Regions from separate parts of the Homo sapiens genome. Here region 1 is linked to region 2. A link is a contact called in ENCODE Hi-C or POLR2A ChIA-PET data. All regions are on one chromosome and are shown on one strand. The core of a region is the stretch at or near the end of the contact, and the rest is flanking DNA. Distances in the headings are between cores, read along the strand shown.

Region 1 (2,700 bases), core at 47-2,546, 300 kb before region 2:
TATATCCGACATTAGATCCTATGGGTCTGAAACCTCTTAGAATGCATATGGCAGATAAGTGACATTTCATAAACTTGAATGGCACTAAGCTGAATAATAAACCCTTAGGGTTAAAAAAAATGAGGAAAACGAAGTATATGAAGTACATGAAGATACGACTGTACAAGCCTCGCAGCTAAGCTGATTTCAGTATTGTATGGGAAGGCAGTAGCACATTTTAGTGGAAAGACAGGGGTTTTTGAAGCCAGCCAGATTTTGGTTCAAATTCTGGCATTCCATTAGCAGCCTGTGTGGTCTTGGGCAAGTCACATTAATTTCTCTGGGAGCTAGTTTTATTAGCTAAATAATGGGGATAATAATACCTCCCTTATTTTATAACATAGCTGTGAGGATCCATCATTGCCAACTACCATAGAAGTCTTGGTTCAATAAAGGGTAGTTCTTATTATCTCTACCAAGAGTGTGAAGGAGCTGTGTCTGAGAGGGGATTTGAATCACATTTCTTTCACTAACACAGAGCTCCCTAAAGGCCTGGTGACCACAAATGAAGCCTTAACTCAAAGACAGTAGAGTCTTTGAAAGGAACAGAATTAAAGTAGGGTCTGTCCTTTCATGATGGGGCACAAAGAGGCTATTAGTCAACTCAGCAAATATGTGCTCTGTAAATCAGCTCAACACATTCAGAGAGATCACTCTGAAGCAGCATGCTAAGTCAGGGTACAAGGGAGAGCTTAAAACTTAGTGTCTCTACCTGAGCCATGTAATCTAAGAAACAACCCAGGAGAAGCATTCAGAGAATCAATTACTATCCCCTAGAGTGGAACCCAGCTGTCTGAATATGATTATAGATCACCCAGGTCTATTTCAAATTAATTTTCAGGAAGTCCATGAGCATAGCAAGATTTGGCATATTTTAGGAGATTGCTGTCTGGACTGTGTGTGTTATTGGATGGATGTTGAAGGAAGAAGACTAGAAATCCAAGAATCTTCCTACATAGGTTCAAATTCTCTTGTCTGTCACTGTTTCATATCTGTTTCCTTCTTATTGGGAAAGGAAGTAGCATTGCAGGTTATGTGCCTTTGGATTCAAAGAAGTAGGATTTGATTTAAATTCTAGGTCTGCCATATATTAACCATGTGAATTTGGAGGAGTTACTTAATTACACAGAATGCATTCAGGTTCCCCAAGTAGAAATGTTAATATCCACTTTGCAGTTTTGCTCCAAGGGTTCGGTGAACTCATGCCTGCCAAAGGCTTCTGCACATAGTGGTTACTGAAAACATCTCAGTTCCCCTCCACACTGACTGTTAAGGGGACCAAATGAGGGAACCTTGTCCTTCCTCTCAACTGAAAGCCAAGATTAGTATTGGCTTATTTAAGCATGAAAACATCTGTGTGACACATTTAAAGGCCTGTTTTACCCCCCAGGGAATTGATGCAAAGAAATCAACATCTTTTGCAATTACCTCTGCCCAAATGGCTACAGCTCCCCACACATAAGCTGGGGCTGGCAGTGAACTGCTGCTCCCAGTGTAAGTTCTGGGAATGCAGGCTGCTGGCTCTGCGGACCTCAGCCTCCATTGGGTTGGCAGCCTCTCTGTTGAAGTTGGGCATCCGCCAATGTCTGAGCTCCAGCCTTCAGTGAGATTGGCTTACAGTGTAAGGCACCTGTCTTTGGGGAAATAGGATTTTCTCCTGTTGGTGTGAAGTATCAGTTTCTGGCCTTAATAAATTCACTGTACGTGAAGGTACATCATCTTCTAGTTTATGCCTATTGTGTAAAAATAATTAGCACCTTTCATTCTCAGAAGTGACCCGATTTAGATGACAAATTACATGGTCACCAGCTACGCCCATAAAAATGCAAGTGAAAGCAAGGTGGCTGGGCATGAGTCAGGGGCCAAGCAAAATTTTAAAAATAAAAAGGCTTTAGGGAATTAAAAATGGATTTTTAACATTGAGGAACCAGTGCTACCATCAGGTTTTCACTTGGCTCAAGTAGCTGGTAATGATTAATTCAAAACCTGTATCGGTATGTGTACATCTCCTAACAGTGGTCCTCTCTAGGGAAGGAGGAGAAATTAGTGAGTGCCTCTGTATCTGTGTATCTGTCTGTGTGTGCTTGTGTGTACACAGGGGAGAGAGAAAGTCAATGATATGCTGCTGGTAAATATTTAACAACTAGCTCTTGGGGATGGGGACAGAGGAATCACTGAACGTGGAAACTGGAAATATGCCCAAAAAGGCCTTGTGAGCATGTAGAAGCTGGCCTGGCACACCACTGAACAAATTGGACTTTGACATGTACTTTCAAAATTTTTGTTCTGCTTTATACATATATGTCACTTTTTATTTATAAATGCTTTGTATATAGGCTATATACTTGTATGCTCTGTCTACATATATATTTACATACATACATAAGCCTAGCTAGATCTATGCAAAAATTAGTCCTAATGGTAATTTTCCTAATTCTTGTATAAATTTCCGTGTAACATCCACTTGAGCATGTAACATCGTGAGTGATCTCACAAACCGGATTGCTATAGGGTCCCACATGACTACCAGGCCCAAGGATGGGATGTTCCCTTTACAATTGATTACCAGGATTTACCCTCCTAGCCCACATCTGGTAGAAGACAACATCTGGCTCCAGTGTTGAGAAAGATGCGGAATGGAAAACTTGAAGATGGTTTGAG
Region 2 (2,700 bases), core at 116-2,615:
TATATTAAAGGACTCAAGGGCGTGGTACACAAAATATACTCAGTAATAAGCTCCCGCCCTTCTTCCTGATCCCTCTATCTTATTCCATGTATTTAGCTATCAGTGCCTCTTTTGGTGCTTCCAGATGAAGGTAAGGGTCTGTGGGATGTATGCAGGAGAGCAAAACACCCTGGGTGGTAGATTCAGGCATGCCTGGATTTAGATTCTAGTATCATCACTTAATCGCCATGTCACCTTGGACAGGTTTGCTCAGCTTTTCTGAGTTTCTGCTATTTATAAAGGTCATGATTTCTTTTTTAAAAAATTTTTAATTTTAGATTCTGGGGGTACACACGCATTTTTGTTACATGGGTACACTGTGTAATGGTGGAGACTGGACTTCCAGTATACCTGTCACCTGAATGTTGAACACTGTATCCAGCAGGCAATTTCTCACCCCTCACACAGCTCTCACCCTCCCCTCTTTTGGAGACCCCAGTGTCTATTATTTCCAGCTTTGTATCCAGGTATGCCCGTTGTTTAGCTTCCATCTGTAAGTGAGAACATGTGATATTTGATTTTCTGCTTCTGAGTTAGTTCACTTAGGATAATGGCCTCCAGCTCCATCCATGTTGCTACACTTACTTCATCCTATCAGGCAGTGTGTGGGTGGAAACAGCACACTCTCCTGGGGAATCTAAGGAAGATTTAATAAAAGGACTATTTAATCTAAGTATATGCAGAATTAGGGGCAGTAACAAGAACCGTGCAGTTACTTGAGGAGGGGAAGAGTACTTGGGGCCATTACCACCCCAAGGCCAAAAGGGCCCAGGCCAGCAGATGCTGGAATCCAGAGAGAATTGCTGTTTGAGTAAGGCCACCTGGCTGAGGCAGTGACCTTCAGCAGAGGGACACAGCCTACCTGTGGCAACGCATAAGCCAGAACAGGAAAAAACATCTCAACCTCACTTCCCTCCTGCCCACCAGTCTCCCGGGAGGGCAGCCCTCCAGTCAACCCTAACGGAAACCAGAGCGAAAGCGAGACTAGAGATGCTTTATGCATCAGCCTCATGGAGCATAAAGTGAGGGTTACGGCAAGAGAGGACCTAGAAGGAAAAACCTCACACAACCGAGTCATACAGTTAACACAAGGGCAAATTAAATGAACAACAACAAAATCAAAGCACAATGCCCTGGCTGGGCGCAGTGGCTCACGCCTGTAATCCCAGAACTTTAGGAGGCTGAGGTGGGCGGATCCCCTGAGGTTGGGAGTTCGAGACCAGCCTGAACAACAGGGAGAAATGCCATCTCTACTAAAAATACAAAATTAGCCGGGTGTGGTGGTGCATGTCTGTAATCCCAGCTACTCGGGAGGCTGAGGCAGGAGAATCACTTGAACCTAGGAAGCGGAAGTTGCGGTGAGCAGAGATCGCACCATTGCACTCCAGCCTGGGCAACAAAAGCGAAACTCAGTCTCAAAAAAAAAAAAAAAAAAATAAGCACAATGCCTTGTATATAATAGGTACAAAACACATATCTGGAACAGATGGATGGATGGATGGATGAATGCATGGATGGATGGATGGATGGATGGATGATGGATGGCAGGCAGGCATAGGAAGGCGGGCGATTTGTCTACAATCCCACAGCCAGCAAGATGCAAAGCTCTAAGAGTCAGAATTTGCCAGGAGAAGGTTTGTGTTCTTTCCCCAAACTACATTATCCTTCCTTTAGAGTGAGCCATCACCGTTAAGATCCGAGGACTCAGTGAGGAATTCCCTCCCATGTGCTTTATAAACATCTTCCTCATGAAAGCCCTGGCCTTTGGAGCTCAGCTCAGCTTCCTCTCTCCTCTAGCAATCTGCCTGAACTGAGGCTTGGCAATCATTAGTCCATGCTGCAGAGCTGTGCTATTTAATCAGACCTTTGATTAACTTATTCATCTATTTTGGTTACCATCAAAGCAGGAGAGCTGGGTGAAGACTGAACACGAGAGTGATGGGTTAAGCTGTCTAATTAGATTGCCCTGACTCTCCGTTTTATTTTTAACACACATGTGAGGCACTCAGTTACACTGCAAAACAGGAAGACTACAGGAATAAATTAATCTCAACATGAGCCCAGTCCTGAATGTCACTCCAAGTCCCCAACTTAATACATAATCAATTAAGTCCAAGTGTTCAATTAGTTGTAAAGGAGGCAATGGGATGAGTTTGTATTCAGAAAGAAAGCCCCAGGAAAAGGTGGAAAATTAAGAAATTTGGTGGTGGGGAAAGAACAAGTGGTAAGAAGCAGGTACATTTATTACAAATAGCTCACCCTCTTAGAGACGGCATGATATCTAGCACTCTTCCCCCACCTCCATCCACATTCTCCCCCTCTTTCAAGTCTCAACTTAGAAATCACTGCCTTCCAGCCACCCCCACCCCCACAGCCCCAGGCTGGATTAGGGGCTCCCAAAGCAAGAAGCAAGCTGTTTCCCTTCCTCCAGCACAGCATGTTATCCTGCTGGGTTCAATTTTCCATGCCCCTCTCCTGCACTTGACTGAAACTCCTTGAGGCAGGGACGATGTCTTTTTGACTGTGGTAACAACACAGTAATTATTCAAAAACTGTTTGATGAATGTGCATGACTACGGAGTCAGCCAGGCCTGAGTTCATTTTTCTCTGATATTTTCCTCACCTAGGAGCAGAAGTGTTCATGATTGCTAAAATCCAGGG

What was found. Hi-C counts contacts between places; a loop is a spot of excess contacts on that map. ChIA-PET counts read pairs that join two places held with the same protein, here RNA polymerase II (POLR2A). Pooled maps may share reads with other maps.
Region 1: a loop to region 2 is called in a map of OCI-LY7, with 8 times the contacts of the local background. The contact joins two enhancer-like sites. A Hi-C loop is called at or near these places in 1 of 168 maps with a recorded cell type or tissue (OCI-LY7), 14 of 37 single-sample maps with no recorded cell type and 7 of 50 pooled maps. POLR2A ChIA-PET finds 5 or more read pairs at or near these places in 1 of 52 experiments (activated B cell).

The regions. Positions count from the first base shown.
Region 1 is chr22:33,270,200-33,272,899 of GRCh38, forward strand. LARGE1 (LARGE xylosyl- and glucuronyltransferase 1) reads right to left here. Exons shown (of 15, transcript NM_133642.5): 15 at 2,310-2,700. Among named protein-coding and RNA genes, the nearest start is that of LARGE1-AS2, 110 kb to the left of the region's middle. Within about 2 kb of position 1,297, at least 9 of the 41 ENCODE cell types and tissues checked have a DNase peak (open chromatin) inside an H3K27ac peak, as active enhancers do; they include OCI-LY7, where a contact is called at or near this core.
Region 2 is chr22:33,567,311-33,570,010 of GRCh38, forward strand. The region is part of intron 5 of LARGE1 (LARGE xylosyl- and glucuronyltransferase 1); the gene reads right to left. Among named protein-coding and RNA genes, the nearest start is that of MIR4764, 130 kb to the left of the region's middle. RefSeq lists a silencer at 2,333-2,627. Within about 2 kb of position 1,366, at least 4 of the 41 ENCODE cell types and tissues checked have a DNase peak (open chromatin) inside an H3K27ac peak, as active enhancers do; they include OCI-LY7, where a contact is called at or near this core.